3 separate regions of the Homo sapiens genome follow, and regions 1 and 3 are each linked to region 2. Evidence: read pairs that join two places in POLR2A ChIA-PET (ENCODE). Cell type or tissue: PC-9. All regions are shown on one strand.

Region 1 (4,000 bases), 97 kb after region 2:
AGACTTTTTATAATCACCTCGAAGTCTCCCAGGGCTCTGTACGGTAACATAGGCATGTTAACATCTTCATTTTACAGCAGAAGAAGCTGAGGCTCAAGTTGAGTGGCTTGCCACTGGTGGGGACCAAGTGTAGGTTCTAACCCAGGGTGTCTGTCTCCAGAGACTGCCACAGTGCCTCCTAATTCCACCACGGCCACATCCTTCTTGTTAGAATGGGAGGAATGGCCTTGAGGGGTCAGACAGGGGCCAGGCTCCCACCAGCCTCTAAAGCCTTCAGGACCTTGGTGATAGAAGCTCTGCGTCCCTCTCCTTGCCCCCTGAGTATGAAGCTGACAGATGAAAGTGGAATGGGTGCCAAGGAAGCTGGGCGTCAGGCTTCTGAGAGCCGAGCCCCAGCCTCGATAAGATGCCTGGCACACACCTGAGGGCACCGGGGAGTGGAGAGGAAGAGTCCTGCTGGGTTCTGAATGCGGGGCCGCCAGTCCCTATCCCCTAAGGGAAGAGAGCACAGAAACTTCCCAAGGCTCATAGGCCCCAGCCTGGGGTGGACAGCTCTGCAGAGCCCAGTGGCCAGTCACACTCCGTGGGAAAGCCTTGGCCCTGGCCCCCCCGGGAGCCACGCTGGTGCCGCCTCCTGCCCACGGCTTGGCTCAGCGGGTTCCCAAGTGGCTTTACTTCCTCCCCCCTCTTGCTCCCACCTCCCACAGTCCCCAGGGAGACAGGGAGGCCACTGGCAGAGTTGACCCTCAGTCCCCAAGTCCCACAGGCCCCTGCAAGCGCCTTCCCCCACACACCTCAGAGCCAGGCTTCCCCAGGAGGAGCAGGAGGGGACTCTACCCCTCCCCAAGGAGCCCCTGCCCCAGGTCCATTTAGGGCTGGCCGGCCCCATCCCCACTCCTTCCGCTGTCCACTGAGGCTCCACTCTCGGCTGCAATAACAGGGCTTTGGGTATGGGCTGTTGTTTTTGCAGCTGGGATGGGGCGGAGCAGCAGCGGGAAGGCGTCTAGGGCACTGACCGTCTGAGAAAGCCCCGAGCCCACATTCCCACTAGGCCCAGGGCAGCCCCTTCAGGCTAGTGACAGAGCTGTTCCTGGGGAGAGAGGCCCATGGGCGAGGCCCAAGCATAGAGGGCAGGCAGAGAAGGAGGCCAGCCAGTAGGGCTGAGAGAGTTTAGGGGAGCCTAGGAGCCCCACGCCCTCTCTGAGCCACCCCTCCCCAGATGACTGTGGCCTCCCTCGTTTCTAACTGCAGCTGGACCCAGCCTCTCCCCGCTCGCCCAGCCCCCGCACACATCTGGGAGATGCTGGAGAAAGCTTCTTTAAAACCAAGAACAAACACAACCAAACATCTCATTTACTAAGGGGAAAATGCTGGAAACTAAAAAGAATGAAATCAAGATCACCCCTAGTCCCTTCATTCAAAAATATTCATTATGAACATCTTGACATATTTCCCCATAAGCTATTTTTAAAGTTGTGGTAAAATAGACATAACATAAAATTTACCTTTTTAAAAATTTTATTTATTTATTTTTTTTTTTTTTTGAGATGGAATCTCGCTCAGTTGCCCAGGCTGGAGGGCAGAGGTACGATCTCAGCTCACCGCAACCTCTGCCTCCCGGGTTCAAGCAGTTCTCTTGCCTCAGCCTCCCGAGTAGCTGGGATTACAGGCGTGTGCCACCACACCCGGACCAATTTTTTTGTATTTTTAGTAGAGATGGGGTGTCACCATATTGGCCAGGCTGGTTTCGAACTCCTGACCTTGTGATCTGCCCACCTCGGCCTCCCAAAGTGCTAGGATTACAGGCATGAGCCACCGCACCCGGCCCTAAAATTTACCATTTTAACCATTATTTTGTGTACAGTGGCATTCGTACATTCACACTGTTTTACAACCATCATCACCAGCCAGCTCCAGGACTTTTCATCTTCCCAAACTCTGTACCCATGAAATACTAACTCCCCATTCCCACCTCCCCCCAGCCCCTGGCAACCACTTTTCTACTTTCTGTCTCTCCAAATTTGGCAACTCTAGGTACCTTGCCTAAGTGGATCATACAGTATTTGTCCTTTCCTGTCCGGCTTCTTTCACTGAGCATATTAGCTTCAAGGTGCATCTATGTTGCAGCATGTGTCAGAATTTCCTTCCTTTTAAATGCTGAGTAATATTCTGTTGTGTGTCACATTTTGTTTATCCATTCATAACCTGTTTTTCAAGATTATACTTTGTCAGATGTTAAATACTCTGATTTTTTTTTTAACTCAGCTGTTGCCATGTCATTAAATTTTTTTTCTCAACATGATTCTTTTTTTTTTTTTAAGACAGGGTATCACTCTGTCACCCAGGCTGGGATGATTGTGGCATAATCACAGCTTACGGCAACCTTGACCTCCCAAGCTCAGGTGATCCTCCCACCTCAGCCTCCCAGGTAGCCGAGACTACAGGTATATGCCACCACACCCAGCTAATTTTTTGTATTTTTTGTAGAGACAGGGTTTTGCCACATTGCCCAGGCTGTTCTCAAACTCCTGGACTTAAGTGATCTACCCTCTTTAGCCTCCCAAAGTTCTGTGACTACAGGTGTGAGCCACCATGCCTGGCCCTAAACATGATTTTTAGGGCTGCCTTTTCATTCCTCGTAGATGGAATGGCACGTATTTCACCAGTATCCTACTCTTAAATACTGAGATACTTTCTTTGTCTGCTTGGTTTGTTTGTTCACTATTATAAATGGCCCCGAGAAAAACATCTTGGTAGAAATTTTTTGGAGGGCCCTCCTGTGGCCCTGCCTGACTTCTGACGTCTCAGGTGATTTCCCAAGGGAGAACCCCAGGAGTAGAATTGCTCTTCAAAGTGATAAACACTCCCCAGTCTCTTGATAAATATCCCCCCAAACTTTCCAGAAAAATCATGCCCACTGCTCCTCCATGAGCAGGGTAGGAAATCCAGAGGCTTTTCCTTTGCTCACCACACATTCAGCAAATTTCTGAGCATCCATGGGCCTGGCCCTGAGGACCTGGGGTGCTGGGCTGTGCCTCATCTCTCCCTGGAGAAAGGTGGAGAGCTCTACAAACAAGGGTTCAGGGACTCCTGCAGCTCCCTGTCTTAAATCCTTGATGGCCATGGAGCCGAGTGGCTCGGGAGAGAGCCAGCCTGGGCAAGGAAGCAACTAGTGGGGTGGGGGTACAGCATCTCTATCCCAGGTGTGGCTTAAGGCTGGCCTAGGTCCACTCTGCAGACCCCTTAGTGGCTGCCCAGCCAGCCCCATGCAGAGGAGTAGCTATGTAAATGACAGCTGTTGAGGGTTTACTATGGGCCGGGCCCACTGACCCCTCACACAAACCCTGTGCTACAAGTACCTTTATTATCTCCGTTTTGCTGACCAAGGGACCGGGTTCCATTTGGTACTGTGTTTAAGGCACACAGCTGGTGTGCAGTAGAGCTGGGATTCATAATCAGGTCTAACTCCAGAGCTTGTGCTCTAGATGGTTCCCACGTCCTGCTGCTTCTCCCAGGGGCTCTCCTGGCATCCCAAGTCTGGGAGAAGAAAAGGAAGCACTGTGGGCCAGTGATGGTCTGTGGGGTGGGATCAGCTCTGCCCTCTCTGCCCAGCCTTGCTCAGCCCTAGGCCAGAGACCTCTGGCCACAGGGAATGAGGAACACTCCATGTCCCAGAGGGATCTGGCTAGGGCAGGAATGGGGCGACTAGGGCAGGGGCAGCGGGATCCACGCTGCACACAGAAAGCCTGATTGTGTACAGACTGTGTTCTTTGGAAAAACAAGTATCATGAAGTCGTCTTGTTTTGGACAATCTGATGTCCCAGAGACCCAATGCCAAAAAAAAAAAAAAAAAAAAGGGCTGAGGAACTGGAGCCAGCACCGTTGAAGCCTTCAGGTGAAGCTGGCCCTTCAAGGGTGGGGAATGGGAGCTCCCGCAGGCTCCCAAGCTGGAACCCGGTGCTGACGGCTCCTAGGGGTCCAGGCTTTGGGCCGGAGAAAT
Region 2 (4,000 bases):
CATTGTTTTCTCAGTTCTGGGAAGCCTAGTACATTAGTACTAATGTAATCACTGAAACCTTTTCTTGAAATAAGGGAAGCAGCCAAACTTTGATTAAAGTTGCAAGTTCTGGGGACTTGCGGGGGTTGTCATAAACTGTAACAGTGGGTTTTGGTTCAGCATGTAAATGCAACTTTGATTTTCTTGAGGACCGATTGACCTGTCATGTCCCTGTATCCTCATGCTCATCATCTCAGCAGGCCTGAGAGGCTGGGTCAGTTTGGGTGTTCATCATGAGGATTGCTTCTGCCATGGAGCTGATGGACATGGGCAGGTTGCTGAGAAGGTGGGGTGAAAGTGAGTGCCGGGGGTGGGTGAGTGCCCTGGTCTTGTTCATAGGGGAGCCTTTCCCTAGCAGTGGAACGCTGTGGTCATTTTCTCTAGCATATTCCCTTGGGAAGTCTAGATTTGCTATTAATCTGGCTGAGAATCTAAGTTCTGTGCCTTAGAGACAGTTTGCACTTTCCCATATTGTGCCTGGGACAGCCATATGATTTTTTTTCCCACCAAACAAGTATGCAAACAGAAACCAGTTCAAAGGGGGATGGAGTAAAAGATGAGGCAGTAGAAATGCCTTTGAATGGTTTTCTGTAGCTAATTCTCTTTAAATTTTGTCCTGCTTTTTTTCTTTATGCAGTGCTAGGTGTTTTAAGTTTTCTAGTAGTATTGCTTTTGAGTTACAGTATAACCTGAGTTACTCCTCTGCTCTAACATTGTTGCAGAAGAACTAGTTTATTGTTAGCCAGGTTGCTTGAAAGGTTGAGAGTGGAGTGGTTTGGCATTTCTGTTTTAAATAAACATTTAAGCTCTTAATCAGTACTGTGCTTCAGTAAGCCTGTGCATGGACCTTAGTCTCTGGGGATAAAACATCCAGATTCTAAGCCTCCGTGAATCTTTGATTCTGTGAGTCTTTATATAAATAATGTTCTTGGAACAGAAACAATGCAAGGGACATCTGCACAGAAATATTCTTTGCTTCTCTCCAGTTTCTTATTCTTGCCAGCAGAATCATTGCTGCTGCTACAGCTTTTTTCCCAAAAATGTCTAAAAGTGCCGAAAGTGCAGAGGGAGGGAAAAAATGAGCCACTAAAAGAAGGATGATCCTTTCTTGTACCTACCTCCTCAGTCTCAGTGGGGGCCTTTCCAAGTGATAATGCCAGTTTATGGTTTGTAAAACTTTTCCTTCAAAGAGATTGAACTGAATTTGGTCTCCCTGGCATAGCACAGCCAAGTTACAACTTCTCTTGGCTGAGCATTTCACTGAAGTTTAAAGCAAAAGTACACTAAAAAATTTCATTTCACTTGCCATATGTTCACAAACATTCATAATAGAACAATTCAGGGGCAAGAATACATTTTAAATAAATTCATTCACATGAAATCCCTAAACCTCCAAAAAAGTATTCATGATGGTCAGGGCAGAGTGGGCTATAATCAGGACTATAAAACATGTTCCTAACTGCTGCAAAGCCAAAAATCATTTATTGTTTCAATGATTAACTGTGGAAATAAACACGCTGATCATTAAACCTCACAGAATGATGAACATTAGGGAGAAAAACTCCACTATGTCACATCTCTGTTACCACCTGTGTAGCTGTGGAGAGTGATAAATTGATAATGAAAGCAAACATTGGCCAGAAGGTGCTGTGCTGCATTACATACATTGCTGTTAAGAAATACTGTCTCGGGCCAGACGCAGTGGCTCACGCCTGTAATCCCAGCACTTTGGGAGGCCGAGGCGGGCGGATCACGAGGTCAGGAGATCGAGACCATCCTGGCTAACACAGTGAAATCCCGTCTCTACTAAAAATACAAAAAAATTAGCTGGGTGTTGTGGCAGGTGCCTGTAGTCCCAGCTACTCTGGAGGCTGAGGCAGGAGAATGGCGTGAACCCAGGAGGCGGAGTTTGCAGTGAGCTGAGATTGCGCCACGGTACTCCAGCCTGGGCGACAGAGTGAGACTCCATCTCAAAAATAAAAAAAAAAATACTGTCTTGGCAGGACAGGCGCGGTGGCTCACGCCTGTAATCCCAGCACTTTGGGAGGCCGAGGTGGGCAGGTCAGGAGTTCAAGACCATCCTGGCTAACACAGTGAAACCCCATCTCTACTAAAAATACAAAAAATCAGCCGGGCGTGGTGGTGGGCGCCTGTAGTCCCAGCTACTCGGGAGGCTGGGGCAGAAGAATGGCGTGAACCCGGGAGGCGGAGCTTGCAGTGGGCCAAGATCACTCCACTGCACTCCAGCCTGGGTGACAAGAGCGAGACTCCGTCTCAAAAAAAAAAAAAAAGAAATACTGTCTCGGCACATCTGCATACATTTTTAATGAAATGAGTTTCCACATGAGGAGTTTCCCCGTGAAATTTCTCCTATGGTGTAACCTTATGAACTTTATAATGTTTACTTGCACTAAACATTTCTTGGATAAAGTTGTATAAAATACAGACATTAAGAAGCAGCATGCATTTACTGTCATCGTCTGAGCTATCCAGGAAGAAATTCAGATTTTTTTAAAAAAAGGTTCTTATCTCTTCCCAGAGACCAGATCAAGATAAATTTAAAAGATGAAAGATATTTCTTTTTTTTTTTTCTTTTTTTTTTTTTGAGATGGATTCTTACTAGGTCACCAGGCTGGAGTGCAGTGGCGCGATCTCAGCTCACTGCAACCTCTGCCTCCTGGGTTCAAGCAATTCTCCTGCCTCAGCCTCCCGAGTAGTTGGGACTACAGGTGTGCGCCACCACGCCCAGCTAATTTTTGTATTTTTAGTAGAGACGGGGTTTCACCATGTTGGCCAGGATGGTCTCGATCTCTTGACTTTGTGATCCGCCCACCTCGGCCTCCCAAAGTGCTGGGATTACAGGCATGAGCCACCATGCTCGGCCTTGAAAGATATTTCTAATATAACCAAGGCCTAAACATGTAGAGATTAAAGGGAACACTTAAGGCATTGACTATTGTTTTATTTCTTTAGCAAAATGAGAGCAAACAACTGCTTCCTTTTTAGAAAGCACTCCCCACATATAACAACAATTTGTTCTCTCTGGAGGGCCCGGATCTATGACCTTACTAACATCCAGCGATCCCAAATCCAAGTGCCTGTGGTACCAGGCAGATAAGGTAAAGAAGTGAAGCAGGCCAAGTGAGACTGCAGTGGTCTGGTGCTACCATTCCCATCTGGAGGAGCATCTGATTCTAAACCCCACCCAATTTGTGCCATGCGGGTTGCTGGCCCAGTGTTTCCAGAACTTCCAGTTTTTCAAGAGATGTTCCATATCCCAGTTTTTAAATGTCAGATCATATTATGAATGCTAGGCCAGCGAAATAAAACATCTGTGGAGCAAAGCAATCCACATGTTGCCATTTTGTGACCTTGGCCACAGCTTACTCTTGCCATCTATTGCAATGTACTGGTTTACATTCCCACTTAAAGTGTACATTTCATTGAACTTGCCTAGGGAATGTACCTATTAGGTTAAATATCCATTATCTCTGTGTGAGGTTTCCTTAAGGGGCTAACCATAAAGCTTTATTATGTGATACCTCCTTTCCTTTGGAACAATTAAAAAGAGTGCAAAGAAATGTGTGCTCCTATTTAAATATATAGGATTTTTTCCCAGCCTGTGTCCTGCAGCTTCACCGCTAAAGCCTTAACTCACATTTCAAATTGGTCTGATCTGTTAGCCCAATTTTTTTTTCTTTTTTTTTTTTTTTTTTTTGAGATGGAGTCTCACTAGGTCACCAGGCTGGAGTGCAGTGGAAATGGAGCAAGAGTGAGTGGCCATTTGTTACTTAGTAAAATAGGATTTTGTTGTCTGTCTAGCCCTGTTGACTAGCTCAAATTGAGCAGTTTTTCTCCAGTATTTTAAACTAACAATTTGAGTAATACAGAACAGTAATCCTAAGATTTCTATCTGTTGTGCTAACTTCACTCCTATCTGAACTGATAATACTCTCGCAGA
Region 3 (4,000 bases), 800 kb after region 2:
GGCATAGGAGCCGGAGCAGGCTCTAGCTTTGGAGCTGACTCCAGCTTTAGAGCTGACTCTAGCTCTGGAGATAGCACTGGATCTGGAGCTGGCTCCTGAAGTTGAATGTAGCTCTGGAGTTGGCACAACAACTGGTTCTAGCTCTGGAGCTGGTGCTAGAACTGGCTCACTCTCTACAGCTTGTGCTGAAGCTGATGGTAGAGCTGACACCGGATCTGGCCCTAGCTCTGGACCTGGTGTCAGAACTGGCACTGGAGCTGGAAGAGGAGAAAGGTTTGCCAGCATGATTGGATTCCATGTGCCTTTTCAAAGACAGAAAGCATCCCACTGCAGGCTGGACATGGTGGCTCACGCCTGTAATCCCAGCACTTTGGGAGGCCAAGGCGGGTGGATCACTTGAGGTTAGCAGTTTGAGACCAGCCTGACCAACATGGTGAAATCCCATCTACTAAAAATACAAAACTAGGCGTGGTGGTGCATGCCTGTAATTGTAGCTACTTGAGAGGCTGAGGCAGGAGAATCACTTGAACCTGGGAGGCAGAAGTTGCAGTGAGCCGAGATTGCACGACTGCACTCTAGCCTGGGCAACAAGAGTGGAACTCCATCTCAAAAAAAAAAAAAAAGCATCCTACTGCTTTAAGAACAGTCCTGGCCCGGTGTGGTGGCTCACGCCTGTACTCCCAGCATTCTGGGAGGCCGAGGCAGGTGGATCACAAGGTCAGGAGATCGAGACCATTCTGACCAACATGGTGAAACCCCGTCTGTACTAAAATCACAAAAATTAGCTAGGCATGGTGGCGTGTGCCTGTAATTCTAGCTACTCAGAAGGCTGAGGCAGGAGAATTGCTTGAACCCAGGAGGCGGAGGTTGCAGTGAGCTGGGATCACGCCACTGCACACCAGCCTGGGCAACAGAGCAAGACTCTGTCTCGGAAAAAAAAAAAAAAAAAAAAAAGCAGTCCCAGCCCAAGAACTCTGCCCCCAGCAAGTCTTCTCAGTCTGCAGCCCACCAAATGAGTGCTCCGAGCTTACTCTCTGCTCCTGTCCAACACCGCTCGTCCCAGGGTGGCCCAGCCCCAGGCCCCTCCCCACACATTCCCGCACACCCACCCCAGTCCTCTTCATCCTCTTACTCTACCCCAGTGGCCTCTAGGTGCTTGAACTGGGCAAGAAGAAGTCAGGCCTAGCACTCCAGGTACCAAGCCAGCATGGTAAGCTGAATGTAGCCACCAACAGCCTCTGGCAGGGAAAGTCTTGAGGCTGACAGAATTCTCCAGGCACTGGTCCAGACAGGAGCCCAGAATGAGGAGATGGCGCTGGGACAGGTGAGTGAGCAGTGGAGTCAGAGGCCTGGCCTTTCCTCCCATGCTACCCTCCTGTGGCACCCCTGCAGGGGTCTAGGCTCCCGTGTCTGCCCTTGCCCACTTCTATACCCCAAACTCCAGCCCCACTCTAGCTGTCCTGGCAGCAGCAGACCTGGTCGTCAAACATGGGGCTAGCAAGGAGCCTCAGGCATAGGGAGCTCTCAATAAATGTCTGACCAGCCGGGCGCAGTGGCTCATGCCTGTAATTCCAGCACTTTGGGAGGCTGAGGCAGGCAAATCACCTGAGGTCGGGAGTTCGGGAGGTGGAGATTGTGGTGAGCCGAGATCTCGCCATTGCACTCCAGCCTGGGCAACAAAAGCAAAACTCCGTCTCAAAAAAAAAAAAAACAAAATGGTCTGACCGGCTCCCCCAAGGCAGGCCTAGAGAGTCTGGGGGAGGCCCTCCCCATCTAGGGACACATGGATCACCCTTGCCCTTCTGCTCAGGAGGTACCCCAGGGCCTCTCCCTGACGCCAGTCCTCCCAGCCCAGGGTGTCTTCTCACACACTGCTCACTCTGTCTGCCCACATTCTTCCTGTAATTTTTTTTTTTTTTGATACAGAGTCTCACTCTATTATTCAGGCTGGAGTGCAGTGGCATGATCTTGGCTCACTGCAACATCCACCTCCCGGGTTCATGCGATTCTCTCACCTCAGCCTCCCAAGTAGCTGGGATTACAGGCAGGCGCCACCACACCCAGCTAATTTTTGTGTTTTTAGTAGAGATGGGGTTTCGCTATGTTGGCCAGGCTGGTCTTGAACTCCTCACCTCAAGTGATCCGCTCACCTCGGCCTCCCAAAGTGCTGGGATTACAGGTGTGAGCCACTGCGCCCAGCCAGTCTGTCCACATTCTTGACATCTGTCCCTACTCGCTAGCCAAACCGCAGCTTCCAGAGAAGAGTGGGCCTGGCCCCCAGCTTTGCCAGGGGTGGTCAGGTGGGTGAGCACTTTCCATTCCTAGCATAGCCACAGAGTACACTCCTCCTACCATCTGTCTCCCCCTTCCAGTGGAAAAGATGGTGCTGTCCCAGGGGACCTGGCACCATGCCACCAAGCTCAACCACAGCCCTCTCTGCACCCCACCAGGCAGATAGAACCACCAGAGGAGTCTGGTTTCCCTTTAGTTACAGACGGGGGTGGCCATCATCACACCCCTCTAATCCTGATGTACCACGGCCAGGGAGCCACATGCAGCCAGTGGCCTCACAGGGCTATGGTTAACTCTGGACACACATCCACTATGCAGTCACGGACTAATATAGGCAGAAGCCCAGAATGCTCTCTGGCTGATAGCTCTGCCTTCTGTTACTCAGCACTCAGTTGGAAGTATGCTAAGTCATCAGCATGCTTCCACTTCACCCAGTCTCCTGGGAGGATCAAAACCAAATCCTACTGTCTATTGCAGCATCTGGCTTTAGCCTAGGTTTTCTGGAATAACTATACCCCCCACCCCCACTGTAAGTTGATTGTGTTTGAAATCTAGACTGCTACTGCTATACCCCTAGCACTTAGAAGAGTAGACAGTCTAGTGTCCATGTTGATAAATCGTTGGTTAGGGTTCTAGCACATGCTGCCTTTATTAAAAACTGTCCCAAACCCATTTACAAAAGCAGTAGCTAGTGCAAGGGTGTGTGGCTTATAGTGGGGGGCAGGCTGGACTTGAAACTAGAGAAAGCCTAATTCTTGCTTATTTCAAAGGTTCATTCCAGGGGTGTGAGTGAGGTATTAGCTACATGTGCTTGGGGACATCAAAGTACCCTGGACCCCTCCAGTCAGAGAAAAGGGGTCTGGGAAGTCTTTCATGCCAGGATATTCAAAATGCATCTGTGGCCGGGCACAGTGGCTCATGCCTGTAATCCCAGCACTTTGGGAGGCTAAGACAGGAGGATTGCTTGAGGCCAAGAGTTCAAGACTAGTCTGGGCAACATATTGAGCTACAAAAAATTTAAATATTTTTCTTTTCCTACAAAAAATTTTAAAATTAGCTGGGTGTGGTGGCACACACCTGTAGTCCCAGCTACTTGGCAGGGCTGAGGTGAGAGGATCACTTGAGCCTGGGAGGTTGAGGCTGCAGTAAGCCTCATCCCACCACTGCACTACAGCCTGAGCAGTACAAGAGACTGTCTCAAAAAAATAGTAACATTTTAAAAAATTTAAAAAGAATAATAAAGTGCACCTGTAAGCACTATACAGTGTGTTTTCCCAACTCTGTCCCCTGAGAAGGCCTAGAAGCAACTGTACCACAATAACAGTAAGCATACCTTGTGCCTAGATTTTGGTACCTAAATACCATTCTCCACTAAAAAGCCAGACAAGAGGAACCAACAGATGTTAAAAGTAGTGGATTAAAGTTTGATGAGGAATAAGATATTTATATAGTCTCAAAGCATCATCCCACAAAATACTTGTTAATAAGTACATGATACTCATTAACTTTACAATGGAAAAACCTGCAGGTACTATCTTTTTTTGTTTTGGTTTTGGTTTTGAGACAGGGTTTCACTCCCATTGCCCAGGTTAGAGTGCAATGACACAATCTTGGCTCACTGCAACCTCCCCCTCCTGGGCTCAAGCGATTCTCCTGCCTCAGCCTCCCGAGAAGCTGGGACTACAGGCACACATCACTGCACCCAGCT

What was found. Peaks named below come from ENCODE experiments on the same cell type or tissue, not always from the same donor. Only the 100,000 strongest peaks of a DNase experiment are listed, where the experiment ranks them.
Region 1: POLR2A ChIA-PET joins it to region 2 with 6 read pairs; 3 of 35 experiments call an interaction of 5 or more read pairs at or near these places.
Region 3: POLR2A ChIA-PET joins it to region 2 with 6 read pairs; 2 of 35 experiments call an interaction of 5 or more read pairs at or near these places.

What each region holds. Positions count from the first base shown.
Region 1 is chr14:74,981,681-74,985,680 of GRCh38, reverse strand. No RefSeq gene overlaps it. Among named protein-coding and RNA genes, the nearest start is that of EIF2B2, 19 kb to the left of the region's middle. RefSeq lists an enhancer at 3,884-4,000. In PC-9, no CTCF peak of the experiment used is centred here; a DNase peak (open chromatin) is centred at 2,170; H3K27ac peaks cover 432 bases.
Region 2 is chr14:75,078,973-75,082,972 of GRCh38, reverse strand. It overlaps ZC2HC1C (zinc finger C2HC-type containing 1C), which reads right to left. Exons shown (of 3, transcript NM_024643.4): 3 at 2,985-4,000. NEK9 (NIMA related kinase 9) reads left to right here. Exons shown (of 22, transcript NM_033116.6): 22 at 1-3,620. Among named protein-coding and RNA genes, the nearest start is that of ZC2HC1C, 11 kb to the right of the region's middle. In PC-9, no CTCF peak of the experiment used is centred here; no DNase peak of the experiment used is centred here.
Region 3 is chr14:74,274,023-74,278,022 of GRCh38, reverse strand. No RefSeq gene overlaps it. Among named protein-coding and RNA genes, the nearest start is that of ABCD4, 27 kb to the left of the region's middle. In PC-9, no CTCF peak of the experiment used is centred here; DNase peaks (open chromatin) are centred at 2,272 and 2,652; H3K27ac peaks cover 1,855 bases.